2 separate regions of the Homo sapiens genome follow, and region 2 is linked to region 1. Evidence: chromatin contacts called from ENCODE Hi-C or POLR2A ChIA-PET data. All regions are on one chromosome and are shown on one strand. Each heading gives the region's core, a stretch centred on a gene start or an enhancer-like site at or near the end of the contact. The rest is flanking DNA. Distances are from core to core; before and after follow the strand shown.

Region 1 (6,216 bases), core at 2,942-5,441:
CGGCGTTTCACCATGTTGGCCAGGCTGGTCTCGAACTCTTGACCTCAGGTGATCCTCCTGCCTGGGCCTCCCAAAGTTCTGGGATCGCAGGCATGAACCACCACGCCTGGCCCTCTTTTTTTTTTTTTTTTCCTGAGACAGGGTCTCAGTCTGTTGCCTAGGCTGGAGTGCAGTGGTATGGTAACAGCTCACTGCAGCCTCGACTTCCCTGGCTCAAGCAATCCTCTCACCTCTGCCTCCTCAGGAGTTGTTACTACAGGCATGCACCACCAGACCTGGCTAATTTTTTTTTTTTTTTGTAGAAATAGGGTCTCGCCATGTTGCCCAGGCTGGTCTTGAACTCCTGGGCTTAAGGGATCTGCCTGCTTTGGCCTCCCAAAGTGCTGGGATTCCAGGCATGAGCCACTGTGTCTGGCCGGATTTCTTCTTCAGTTTACAGAACTAGTGCAATTTGGGGTTTTCCTCAGTTCATATATTTGCTCCTTTAGTAGTTTATCTTTATTTGGATAAACTACTAAAGGAGCAAATAACTACAAGACAGTTTAACTTGCAAGGAGGAAGATAAACTTTTATCTTTATTATCTATTTATATACAAATATGATGAAAATATTTATTGACCTCAGATATTGTACCAAGTACTTTATATGTGCCTACATCTATTTTATATGTTATCTGGAGCACTTCATATAGTGATGTCACAGGTGGAAGGATTACATCATTTAACTGTGTTAACAAGTCCAGGAGGTGAGTTTTGTTGCTGTCTCATGGTTGAGGAATGGGAGCTTAGAAAGCCTCAGTGACAAGGCCACACAGACAGGAAGGGGTGGAATTGAGATTCATACGAAGTCCATCCGACCTCCAGGCTGTGTTGTTGCTATGGGGCTTCATGGCTCATGTTGGAAAGGAGAAAGGGAGGCTGCTGCAGAGGTGCCTGGTAAAAGTGACTTTCAGAGGGCAAGGAGACCAATGTTCTAGTTGTGTGGGGCTAGCAGAAATCACTCTCATCTTATTTCCCCACCTGGCTTGGCTGTTGTACATGGCCCCAGACAGTAAAAAGAAAGAAACGTTCCTGATGAGGGGAAGTCCCCTTTTCTCCTCCCTCATCCCAGAGGGACAATTCTCATGAGTGTGGCATGGCTTGTTTCTGCCCAGATTTTCACACGTTTATTACATAAATCTGTATCTATTGCTTCGAGTGCTTACATTTTTTGGGTTGTAAATGGCATTGTTCATATTCACATTATTGATGTAGTTCATTTTAGCTAATCTTTGGTATTTGGTAGTGTGAATATATATCACTGTTTTCTCTTTCTCCCTCTAATGGTAGACATTTTCATTGTTTCCTTTTTTATAATATTATGACAAATGTTGCTCTGATCATCCTTTTGTATCTCTTCGTGTCTCAGTAGGGGAGTTTCTAGGAGCGGAATTGCTAGGTTACGTGGTATGTGCACTTCCACTTTGTGTAGGCACTGCCAAATTGCTCGCTAGCGTGGCCAGACTAATTTACATGTCCAGTGGTGGCAGATGAGTGCTTCTTTCCTCACATTTTTGCCAACACCAAATATTGTTGGGCTTCTTAATTTTGGCCACTTTCCGAGTGTGGAATGATGATTCGAGCTTTGATTGCTGATGAGATTGCTCACGTCTGGTTATCTTAGGGTTAGCAGAGCAAGATAACCTTCCTGTTTATTGCATATTACATATTCTGACTTTAACAGGTTTTCCACAATATTCAGCATTCCAGTAATTCCCCCTTGTCCATGGGATATATGTTCCAAGATTCCTAGTGGGTGCCTGAAACCATGGCTAGTACTGGACTATATATATATTGTGTTTCTTCGTATACATACACACCTATGATAAAGTTTAAGTTATAAATTAGGCTCAGTAAAGTATTAATAATAATAACTAATAATAAAATAGAACAATTATAGCAATATACTGTAATAAAAGTTAAGTGAATGTGGTTTCTCTCCTTCTGTCTCTTACTGTACTGTACTCACCCTTCTTCTTGTGATCTGCTGATATGAGAACTGAGATGGGTCATAAGTGACTAGTGGTCATGGGTGGGTGGTGTCCACACTGTGGACACTCTGGACAAAGGAGATTTACGTCCTGGATGGGATGGAGTGAGAAGGTGGGAGATTTCATCATGCTGCTAAGAATGGCATGCAATTTAAAATGTATGACTTATTTTTGGAATTTTTCATTTAGTAGTTTCAGACCTTGGAAAACTGAAACCATGAAAAGTGAAACTGTGGATGAGGGTCTTCAAAGCGATTTTTTAATAGAGATATAATTCACATAACAGAAAACTCACTATGTTGAAGCGATTTTTAGTAGATTTACAAAGTTATGCCACCACCTCCATGAATTCCAAAATATTTCCACTACCCAAAAAGAAATCCTGCATCTATGAGCGAGTAGTCTCCATTCCTTCCTTGCTTGGAAACCACGAATCTACTTTCTGTCTCTATGGATTTTGCTTATTTTGGACATTTTGCATATTTGTGTGTGGGTTCTTTCACCTAGTGTAATGTTTTCAAGTTTCATCCATGTTGTAGCATGTAATAGCACTTTATTCCTTTTACTGGCTGAATAACATTCCATTGTATGGATAGATCACATTTTGTTTATCCAAACATTGCTTGATTGCTTATTTCTACTTGTTGGCCATTATGAATAATTCGACATTACTTTTTGTTTTCATTCCTACACTATTCATTGAGCCCTTTCTTGTGCCAGACACAGCACTTTGGGCCACCTTATTGGCTCTGAGTAACAACTGCCTTGCAAGATAGGTGTGATCACATTCTTTTCATTTAATTTAATTTTATTTTTTGAGATAGAGTCTTGCTCTGTTGCCAGGCTGGAGTGCAGTGACGCCATCTCAGCTCACTGCATCCTCCATCTCCCAGGTTCAAGTGATTCTCTTGCCTCAGCCTCCTAAGTAGTTGGGACTACAGGAGCATGCAACCATGCCCAGCTAATTTTTGCATTTTTAGTAGAGACGGGGTTTCACCATGTTGGCCAGGCTGGTCTTGAACTCCTAACCTCAAGTGATCCACCTGCCTCGGCCTCCCAAAGTGCTGGGATTAAGGCATGAGCCACCGTGCCTGGCAGGTGTCATCACATTCTACCGAGATGGGGACTGCGGCGAGGGGAGTGTAAGTCAGTTTCCCAGCCTGCACTTGATCATGCTTCTCCTTTGCTTAAAATGTCTCCTAATGGCTCTGCATGCTCTTGGGGTGGAGAGCACATTCTGTCATGGTGCCTGCCAGCTCCTTCCTGTCTCTCCAGCCACTGGTCCTCTGGACAGAGCTAGAGTCTTTCACACAAGCAGTTCTCTCCAGCTCTTCTATACTTCCCTGAGAGTTTGTCCCACATCCTCAGGGATGTGAGGAATTCAATAATAATAAATCATTAAATTATAAAAACAATGAAAGTGTTCAGGCTGGGTACAGTGGCTAACGCCTGTAACCCCATGCTTTGGGAGGCCAAGGCAGGAGGATCACCTGAGGTCAGGAGTTTGAGACCAGCCTGGCCAACATAGGGATACCTGGTCTTTACAAAAAATAAAAACAAAAAATTAGCCGGGCGTGGTGATGGGTACTTGTAGTACCAACTACTGGGGAGGCTGAGATGGGAGGATTGCTTGAGCCCAGGAGAACGAGGGTGCAGTGAGCTGTGATCACACCACTGCACTCCAGCCTGGGAAACAGAGCAAGACCCTGTTTTGGGAAAAAAAAAAGTGTTCAAACTAACTTGTAAACGGACTTTGGAAGTAAAGCAGTAGTAAGGCATGCTGTAAATAAATATTAAATCAGGAAAAAGGATAATGTTTAACATCGGCGAACTCTCAGTTGTGATGCAGGGTGCAGAGAGGCAGAGCAATTTACTAATGGTTCTACAGTGAAGGAGCGACAGGGCTGGGTATCAAAGCCTGTTGCGTTTGTTTATTGCTACAACAAATATTTATTGAGCACCTGCAGTATGTCAGGCACCAAGAACAGACCTGTGAGCCCAGTGCACATGGTCCCCGTGCTCACGGGCCTAACATTCTCTGTGGTCTGGGAGTAATGTTTCTAGTCACAGCAAATCATCTCATGTGTTCTTGGTTGAGTATAGATGCTGGAATTTCCTGTCCTTGAGAAGCGTGGTTTGGTAATGTGCCAACAGGTAGTTACCATGCAGCTGAGCCAGGGTCAAATGGTTTATCTGGGGACTGGGCTTGTGGCCATAGCCTGAGGGGAACCAGTGACACCTTTTCTTCAGGGAGGCCAATGGTAAGAGCACCTGAGGCCCAGGAATCAGAGCTTCTCTCCCCATGATCTCCTTGGCAGGCCTTAGCATACCCAGACCAGTGGGCATTTTGTTCATTAGGTGATGAGAAACCTAGGTGGCCAGGGGAAAAGAGTGGAGATTTAGTTGGTGTATTTATTATTTTCTATTAGACCATCTGCCTTTGGAGTTGGTTAGGAATTAGAGGTGGATTTCCCCAAATTAGTTAGAAATGATCATACAGTCCCGTCTTCCCTTCCTTCATGTCTTGAAAGTTCATTATGCTAAAATGTGATGTGTGCTAGGGATGAGATCATGGAAGCTTGGGGAGGCTTGGGAACTGGCAGAATGACCAGAGTTGGAGCAGCAGAGCAGCGTGGAACCCTGAGCTCTGGACTCTCCATCCTGGGGAGGAGCCAACTTCCAGTCCCTGATACTGCACACACACTGCAGTGTGCAGTGGCAGACTGCACTGTACTGTGGATATCACACTTTGTTTTTCAGAACTTTCAGGATCAAGGTTCCACCCACGTTAAATACAACATGTGTTACATCCCTTTATATTTTGTGTGAAGCAATCAAAGAATATTGCTGATTTTGATATAGAATTACAAGATAATCAATAACTTATTATACAAAGAAATTAAAACAGAAATAATCCTTCTCTATATACCAGTTTTCTTGGTAGATGATATCACAAGCATTGGTATTTTTTCATGATTAATTATAGTAATAACAACAGTAACAGGTGGCTCACGCCTGTAATCCCAGCACTCTGGGAGGCCAAGGCAGGCGGATCACCTGAGGTCAGGAGTTTCAGACCAGCCTGGCCAACGTGGCGAAACCCCATCTCTACTAAAAATACAAAACTGAGCCAGGCGTGGTGGCAGGTGCCTATAATCCCAGCTACTCGGGAGGCTGAGGCAGGAGAATTGCTTGAACCCGGGAGGCAGAGGTTATAGTGAGTGGAGATTGCGCCACTGCACTCCAGCCTGGGCAACAGAGCAAGACTCCAAAAAAAAAAAAAAACCATAAACCGAAAAACAATAATGGCAACATAATAATAATAGCATCAAAAGTGGCCCTGTAGTGACTGCCTACTCTGATGCAGGCACTAGATCAGGTAATTTATATTTGGTATCAAGAAACCAAGAGTGAACATGCAAACTGTATTCTGTGTTTTATTAGTTCAGAGACCTTGCCCAGCCCTTGCAGTTCTATCAAATGGGTATTATTTTGACTAACAAGGGAGTCTCCTGGCATGGAGTTGCTGCCTGTCCAGGCGCCAGCCTCCTGCTTCTCAGAGTCCTTCCTGCCCTTGGAGGCTCTGGGTGGAGCTGGTTGCCTGGTGCCCCCAACAGCTGTGTTCATACTGAGTCTGTCCCTCTCTGGTCCCGACTCTACCATGGAGTCCTGAGACCACAGGACTCAGGGAAGCTGTTGCTGCTGTCACCACATAGGCCTTGGAGTGGGTGAGAAGAAAGCTGCCTTTTCCTGAGTTATTTTAACTGAGGATTCTGGACCTTTCTTTAATTCTCTCCATTAACTCATCTAAACAGAGGCTGCATTGTTTACAGTAATATATTGAGGAAATTATCCCAGGAGGGAATTATATGCCAAAAAACATAAAGCCATGTACTAGATATATTGTTTTCAGAGACTTCTAGACAGCTTCTAGTCCATTTCGCCTATGGTAGAGGTTTGCTTTCTTCTTCTTCTGAGAGAAGGAGAAACAGAAAGACAGACAGATAGACACTGAGCTCTTCCAGGCCCTTCAGCCTCTCCCCACTGTGGCCCCAGTCCCATGCCACAGGCCTGCACCCTGGTCCAATTTCTATCCCTAGATCTTCCTTCTCCAGGGGCTCATGGCAGTTGGAATTTCTATTTCCTCCAGGAAAACCCTCCACATTTTACATCCAGGGATTGGCCTC
Region 2 (6,216 bases), core at 1,063-3,562, 50 kb after region 1:
AGAGGACATGATTCTTCAGGGGCTCCATGTAAAACGAGTCCACCTTAAAGCTTCTTCCTGTGTGCCTTAAGCTCTATAGACAAAGATGCTATGGAAACAGAGGGCATTTGGGATGTTATTCGTTGGTGGCAGCTTTAAACACACCACCCTGAGTTGAGAATAATGCAGGTGTCCCCAAATGTGGCTGGCAACCCCTCAGTCACATATTAAAGTCTGCCACAGATCGAGAAAAAAGGCAGACAAGAGGACCCTGCAACCTCTTCTGCTCTCCTGTTAGGTTACTCCGGCTGCTGACCTCTCTCTTTCAGGAGCACTTTCTTTTTGTTGGGGCTAATTCCTGAAGCAATCTTCCCACAGCTCATTTCCCCAGGCTATAAGCAGAGGCTGACCAAGGGGCCCTGTGGTCAGAAGTTATTGCCACAAGCAGGAAGTGGTTAATGCCTTCCATTTACTTTTAGTTGGAAGAGGAAAGGCTGAATCTTTCTTACAATAGGGGCGGGAAATCAACGTGACTCTACCAGTTATTATACCTTCGGGAGGGAAAGCAGAACTCTTTCAGGGCATGAAGGATGACATCTTGAAGCTACTCTGCCACCAACAGAACAAGGACGAGGGGAATTTATTACACATGGCTTGAGTTAGAGTGAATGGGAGATCTCGCTTGACCGATGAAGCCAGTTTCATAACTGGTCTGTGTGCAGTAATTGTAGATGAAGGCAGGAAACTGCTATTCTGTGGTCATTTCAGTGCAGGCATCTGGTGCCATTTTGTATGTCAAATGTTACTTTAAAGATGAACAGGCTAGTAGACAAGAGACATACAAGGATATAGAACAGTTGAATAATCTGATTGATTTCCTTTCATCCCTTGTAGAGTTTACGAATGTCTTTTCTCATATCTGTAAAACTCCAGCAGGTATATGTCAAAAAGAAACCCTTAACAAGTTTCAAAAGTAGAGTTTCTAAAGACCACAGTCTTGATTATAATCTATTAAAAACTGGAAATAAATAATATGAAGCTGAAGTCACCCCCCATTGCTGTCTTGACTGTTTAAAAATTAAACACACACTCCTGTATAATTAACGGATCAAAGAGGGAATCAGAGGGAAATGATAAACTGTCTAGAAAGAAATGAAAAGGAGAACACTTCATACTAAACCTTGTACCATAGCAAAGGAGGTGCCCAGAGAATAACGTATAGCCTTAAATGTCTTCGTTGTTAATGAAGATGAAAACTAAAGATGACAATAAAGTAACTATTTTGAAAAGTTTGGAAAAAGTACAAGTTAAACCAAAGGGAAATAAAGAGAAATATAACAAATAGCTAAATGTAATGAAATAGAAAATAAATGGAAAACATTATGGACATATACACATTTAAATGCCTGTTCTTGGGAAGGACTGAAAATAGAAATTTAACCCTATGTATGATCAGGGAGAAATGTCAGAACAAATATCAGCATTTTCACTCAATGGAAGCAGCCATTAAAATTGTTCTAAAAACATTTGCAAGAGGGTTGAGCGAAATGCTTATGTCAAGGAAAAACAAAAACAATAAAAATGTGTATTATAGTATGATTATAATTATGTGAATACAATCTCCCATCCCTTCCCATCTGCAAGTTCTGAAGAGAATTAAGTCTAAAACAATACATCAAAATACGTGAGTGGGAATGAAGTATTGATTCATGCTAAACAGATGAATCTTGGAGACATTGTGCTAACGTTAGATAGAAGCCAGTCACAAAAGACCTCGTACTGAATGATTCCATTTATACAAAGTATCCAGAATGAGCAAATCTATAGAGACAGAAAATAAATTAATTGTTGCCTCCAGCTGGAGGGGTTGGAGGGTTGCAGAGTGATAGGTCTGGGGTTTCCTCTTGGGGTGATGAAAGCATTCTAAAATTGATCGTATGATAGTTACACGACACTGTGAATATACGAAAAACCATTGAGTTGTCTACTTTAAGTGGTAAGGTATGTGAATTATATCTCAATTAAGTTGCTACAGAAAAAAAGTCACAGTGGTTCTCTGTGATTTTTGGGGGGATAGAAAATAAATCTCTTGGGGGATAGAAATGTCAGTGATTTTCCTCGTTTTCCCACTCCTCTGTGATTTCCAGGTTTTCCAGATATAATTCTGTATTACTTGAATCATGGAAACATTTAGTAGATTAAAAAACATTTTAAAGGAAGAATGAGAATAATCAGCCTTTTACCAGCAAAGACAATGGTGGGAGACCTGCTAGCCTATCTTCTGGGAAGGTGGGGGAGGCCGGCTCCTCTAATCCTCAAATCTGGGACTGGTTTTGGTGGATCGCTCATTTGCCGTCACTTACAAGAGTGTTGGAGGGCCATTCGTCTGCAGGTCATGGAAAATGAAACGTCATTCGTCTGGGAACTCTCAGGGGCAGGACCACATCTCTGGGAAAAGTGGGAGTCCTGTGAAACCTGGGGATGGCAAAAGAGGCAGCTCCTAGTGAAACAGTCTAAGAGGTGTCAGGCTCTGCTGAGTGCTAAATTAGAGAAAGCTGTTACTTATATAACTTCCTGTAATTGCCCGGCAGTAGCTGCAGCTGAGGACAGCCACCCTTTCTTCGTCTCTGCTGAGCGAAGGCTACACGGCCCTTCCTCCTTGCAGCTGTTTCACCTTCTACCTTGCGTGGAGCCAGGCTTTTGCACCGAATCTGAGATGCCATTTTAAACAGAAGACTCCATCCTCTTGAAGATGGGAAATTCTTACGCTGGACAGCTGAAGACGACACGCTTTGAAGAGGTCTTGCACAATTCCATCGAGGCATCCCTGCGGTCCAACAACCTGGTGCCCAGGCCCATCTTTTCCCAGCTGTACCTGGAAGCTGAGCAGCAGCTTGCCGCTCTAGAAGGTGGGAGACGCACGTTGCTTTTATCTGTGTATTTCTTTTATTGTGCGCAGTTAATGTTAGCACCAGAACTTGAAACTCTTTTCTTTATGTAGATAACGTTGAATCTAGCAGAAAAGAATTATTAGAAAAAGAAAACTGGGTACAAGTTCTTACTTTGGCTAAAATGTAAATAAGTTTCAGCCATAAAATTGCAAGAAGTAAAATTATTCATTGAATCAGTAGGAGAAAGGAAGAGGACAAATTGTTCTCAATCGGTTGTTACTTATGCTCTTATTAGAAGGTTTGACATTTTCACTTGGAAAAGCAAGGAATTTTAACATGCTTTTGACCCTCAGCAATATATTCCTTTTCTTTGTCCTGTGATTTGTGGCTATATCTTTGCAAAGTAATAGTAGGTATGAGAACTCTCAGAAACTTTTAAAAACCAAAAGCAAACATTATAAATTTAATATATGCCAAGAATAAACAACTAAATTCTCTTCGGGCATAGGGATGACTTTTTAGAGTTTATTTAATTATGCAGAGATTGAAATGATTGTTTTTTATAGCTGTGTGTTTTCATTTCAGAAGTAACCCCTCAGTGATCCATAGTATGAGATAGCTCTGTTATGGAAGTTCTTTTTGTAAGTTGATGTCTTTGACTTGAAGTTACCCGCAGACTTCTCTTAGTTATTGAAGTGAAAAGGGGCTATACTTTAAAACAAAAATTAATAAACTAGAATTAACGAAGAAAGCACTGAGTGAGCCAGGTCTTGTGCTGGGGTGGTCTTGCTGTGCGTGAGTGTGTATGTGGAAGGGGATGGTTGGGTTGGAGAGAATTGCACCTAGAGAAGAACGAGGTGTGGAGGTGCTTGTCTTCAAGGGGCCCCACACTGAGCTTGTGTGAGATCTGATAGTTGCTTATTCTAGCAGGAGGCATTTCTGTGTCATTGTTTAAAACATCCTTACTAAATTAACCTTGCAAATGGCCCTTCTAAACCCCTGGAAGAACTGGATGTGGGTCTGAGAGAAACTAGACTGTGGTCAAAACCATGCATTAGGAAAACCAAGAATTCGCTGGCATTCACATCAAAAGCACTGATGTTTTCTGGCATGGGAGACGTCACTGTGATTTTATGGGGAGCCGAGAAATGGCTGGAAAGTATTTTATGGACTGTTTTTGGCCAGTTGAAAGACTTTGGTGGAATATGAATTACCTGGTCATCCTCTACATCTATAGTATTGAAGAGCTTTGTGGCTAATTATGGATTAATAATAGTGATATTGATGGTAATGTTTATTTGAATGATACCTTAAAATCCACAAAGTGCTTTCACCTCACAAGCTGAAGTAATTGAATTCTGTGATTTGGGAAGATGGAAGGGTGGCTTGCTGGAAGCTTGAGTGACTGAGCAGCAGTTGCATACTCAGCTTTGGCCAAGCTCTGAGATAAAAAGGGGACAGACAAGGGCTTGAGTAGACTCAGGGCTGCCCACAGCGGGAGAGAGGAGTAGAAAGCCCTTTGAGGATTCCAAATTAGCTTTCCCTCCTGTTGAAAGATCTTGATAGTTGCTTTCTGCCCACCTTTAACTGGGAGGCTGTGTCTGACATTCCGACAGCTCAGGGTGCCCTTATCTGCTGTTGGACATGTGGCACTGTCCAGGGACAGCGCTGAGGCTTAAGCCTTCATTCCTCCGGTGCTGCGGTTGAAGGTTCCCTGCCAGCTGTCAGCCGGCTTGTCCAGCTCCACGTTGGTATGAAAACTGGAACAAGCCCTATGATTTTCCCATTTGTCCGACAAACAGAAGAGAGAAGTCCTCTGAGAGTTTGGTTTTCTAGTGCAGGAAAACAAGGGGGCTGATGGGGCTGGTGGGAAGAGACAGACTCTTTTTGGTTTGCTAAATGTTACCCTAAACCAAGCACTCAGCTAGAGGCCCTGCTTTCTGCATAGTCAAACCTGGTGCAGACAGGCTTATCCAGGCCACATCTCGTAGTGTCTGTTTGTCGGGGTTTCTTATCTCATTGCTGGCCTTCTTCAGACAATGACATTAAAGATGGTTTTTATGACCAGGGTGCTGGTATACTGAACACCCCTTGATCTGTTAACATTTTATGTATTTGTGAGGGGGATTTAACAGGAGTCTTATTACTTTGTTCTTTGAATTAGGGCTGTTAACCTACCACCTCCTTTAGGGGAAAAACCCTTACACATTCTTGATTTTTTTAAAAAAAGAGAGATCAACAAAACAGACACTGTCCAGCATTTTGGGATAAGTATTTATTCATTAAACAGGATGTAGGTAAAATCCTGTAGTCCCACCCACTTAGAATGCCATAGAGTTTCTGCTCATGGAAAGAAAACACAATTGCATGTCAACATTAAAAGCAGTAGCCTTGTACGGAATGGAGGGAAGCGGCGCTCCAGGCCCCTGAGTTCCTGTGTTTTGTTATTAGGATTCTAAGCTCCCAATCCAGTTGGTTTTGTCTAAAGCCATTTTAGAGCTCTCGTCCTGCCAGGAGACCTGGGTAAACACGGCTGGTTTAGTCTGCTCCCGGGCAGGAATGTCCCCTCGAGCTTGTTGCTGGCGGATCTTCCCATCACAGCCCCTGGAATATCTGATGTAGACCTTTGACTTTTAATCCTGCTTTCTTACTGACTGGATTTTGAGCTCTTTCTTTGACCTTTTGAGGCTTACGACCCTTTTCTTTCATGCCTTCTGAGAGTCTGAATTGCCGTTCTTAGCAGCTTGGCAGAATCACATGCAGGCATTCCCGGGTGTGCCCTTGGCTGCGACGGTGCGGGCCTTGGGGGCTGCTGGTTTTAGTTCTCCTGGGATGTGTCTCCCTTATTTCACTGATAGTTGGCATCTGTGCCATCCCCTCTGAGCCTCTGTGGTGCTGGCTTAGAGACCAGAGTCGATTTTGCAGAGTCTTCTGTGTCCGACATGGAGACCTGTACTGCCTTGCTGGCGCCTGGGGTCTGGGCATGACTCTTTACACCTTCTGCTAAAACCACGCCTGCTGTATGTAATGGCAGGAAGAAAGCATCTGAAGCAGGCTCAAGAGTGTGTCTCCCTCCCCACCCCACCTCTGGGTAATCTCTTCACACCTTTCCTACCACTCTGTGTCCTCTAAGCCCAGGAAATCTGAGAGATCAGGAGTTCCTGAGTCACCTCCTGCTGTGACCTTCCCAAAGTCACGCTTCCCACCTGCTGGAAACGTTCAGCTTCTTCTGCCTCTTGTCCCACAAGCCCGTTTGAAATGGTCGCCATTGTGAGGCCATGTTTCCAGTATGCTCTACCGTTTAATCACATCTGGAACTCCCGTGCAGCTCTGAGGGCCACGTTTT

Evidence for each region. A loop is a pair of places that touch in the nucleus more often than their neighbours do. ChIA-PET counts read pairs that join two places held with the same protein, here RNA polymerase II (POLR2A). Pooled maps may share reads with other maps.
Region 2: a loop to region 1 is called in a map of right cardiac atrium, with 2.9 times the contacts of the local background. The contact joins two enhancer-like sites. A Hi-C loop is called at or near these places in 11 of 168 maps with a recorded cell type or tissue (Right ventricle myocardium inferior, Right ventricle myocardium superior, body of pancreas and 5 more), 2 of 37 single-sample maps with no recorded cell type and 12 of 50 pooled maps. POLR2A ChIA-PET finds 5 or more read pairs at or near these places in 5 of 52 experiments (HepG2, K562 and WTC11).

The regions. Positions count from the first base shown.
Region 1 is chr2:11,502,105-11,508,320 of GRCh38, forward strand. It overlaps a transcript of GREB1 not described here. Among named protein-coding and RNA genes, the nearest start is that of GREB1, 29 kb to the right of the region's middle. Within about 2 kb of position 4,192, at least 5 of the 41 ENCODE cell types and tissues checked have a DNase peak (open chromatin) inside an H3K27ac peak, as active enhancers do.
Region 2 is chr2:11,553,884-11,560,099 of GRCh38, forward strand. It overlaps GREB1 (growth regulating estrogen receptor binding 1), which reads left to right. Exons shown (of 33, transcript NM_014668.4): 2 at 2,571-2,888. The coding sequence starts at 2,732. Among named protein-coding and RNA genes, the nearest start is that of MIR4429, 16 kb to the left of the region's middle. RefSeq lists an enhancer at 5,182-5,900. Within about 2 kb of position 2,313, at least 2 of the 41 ENCODE cell types and tissues checked have a DNase peak (open chromatin) inside an H3K27ac peak, as active enhancers do.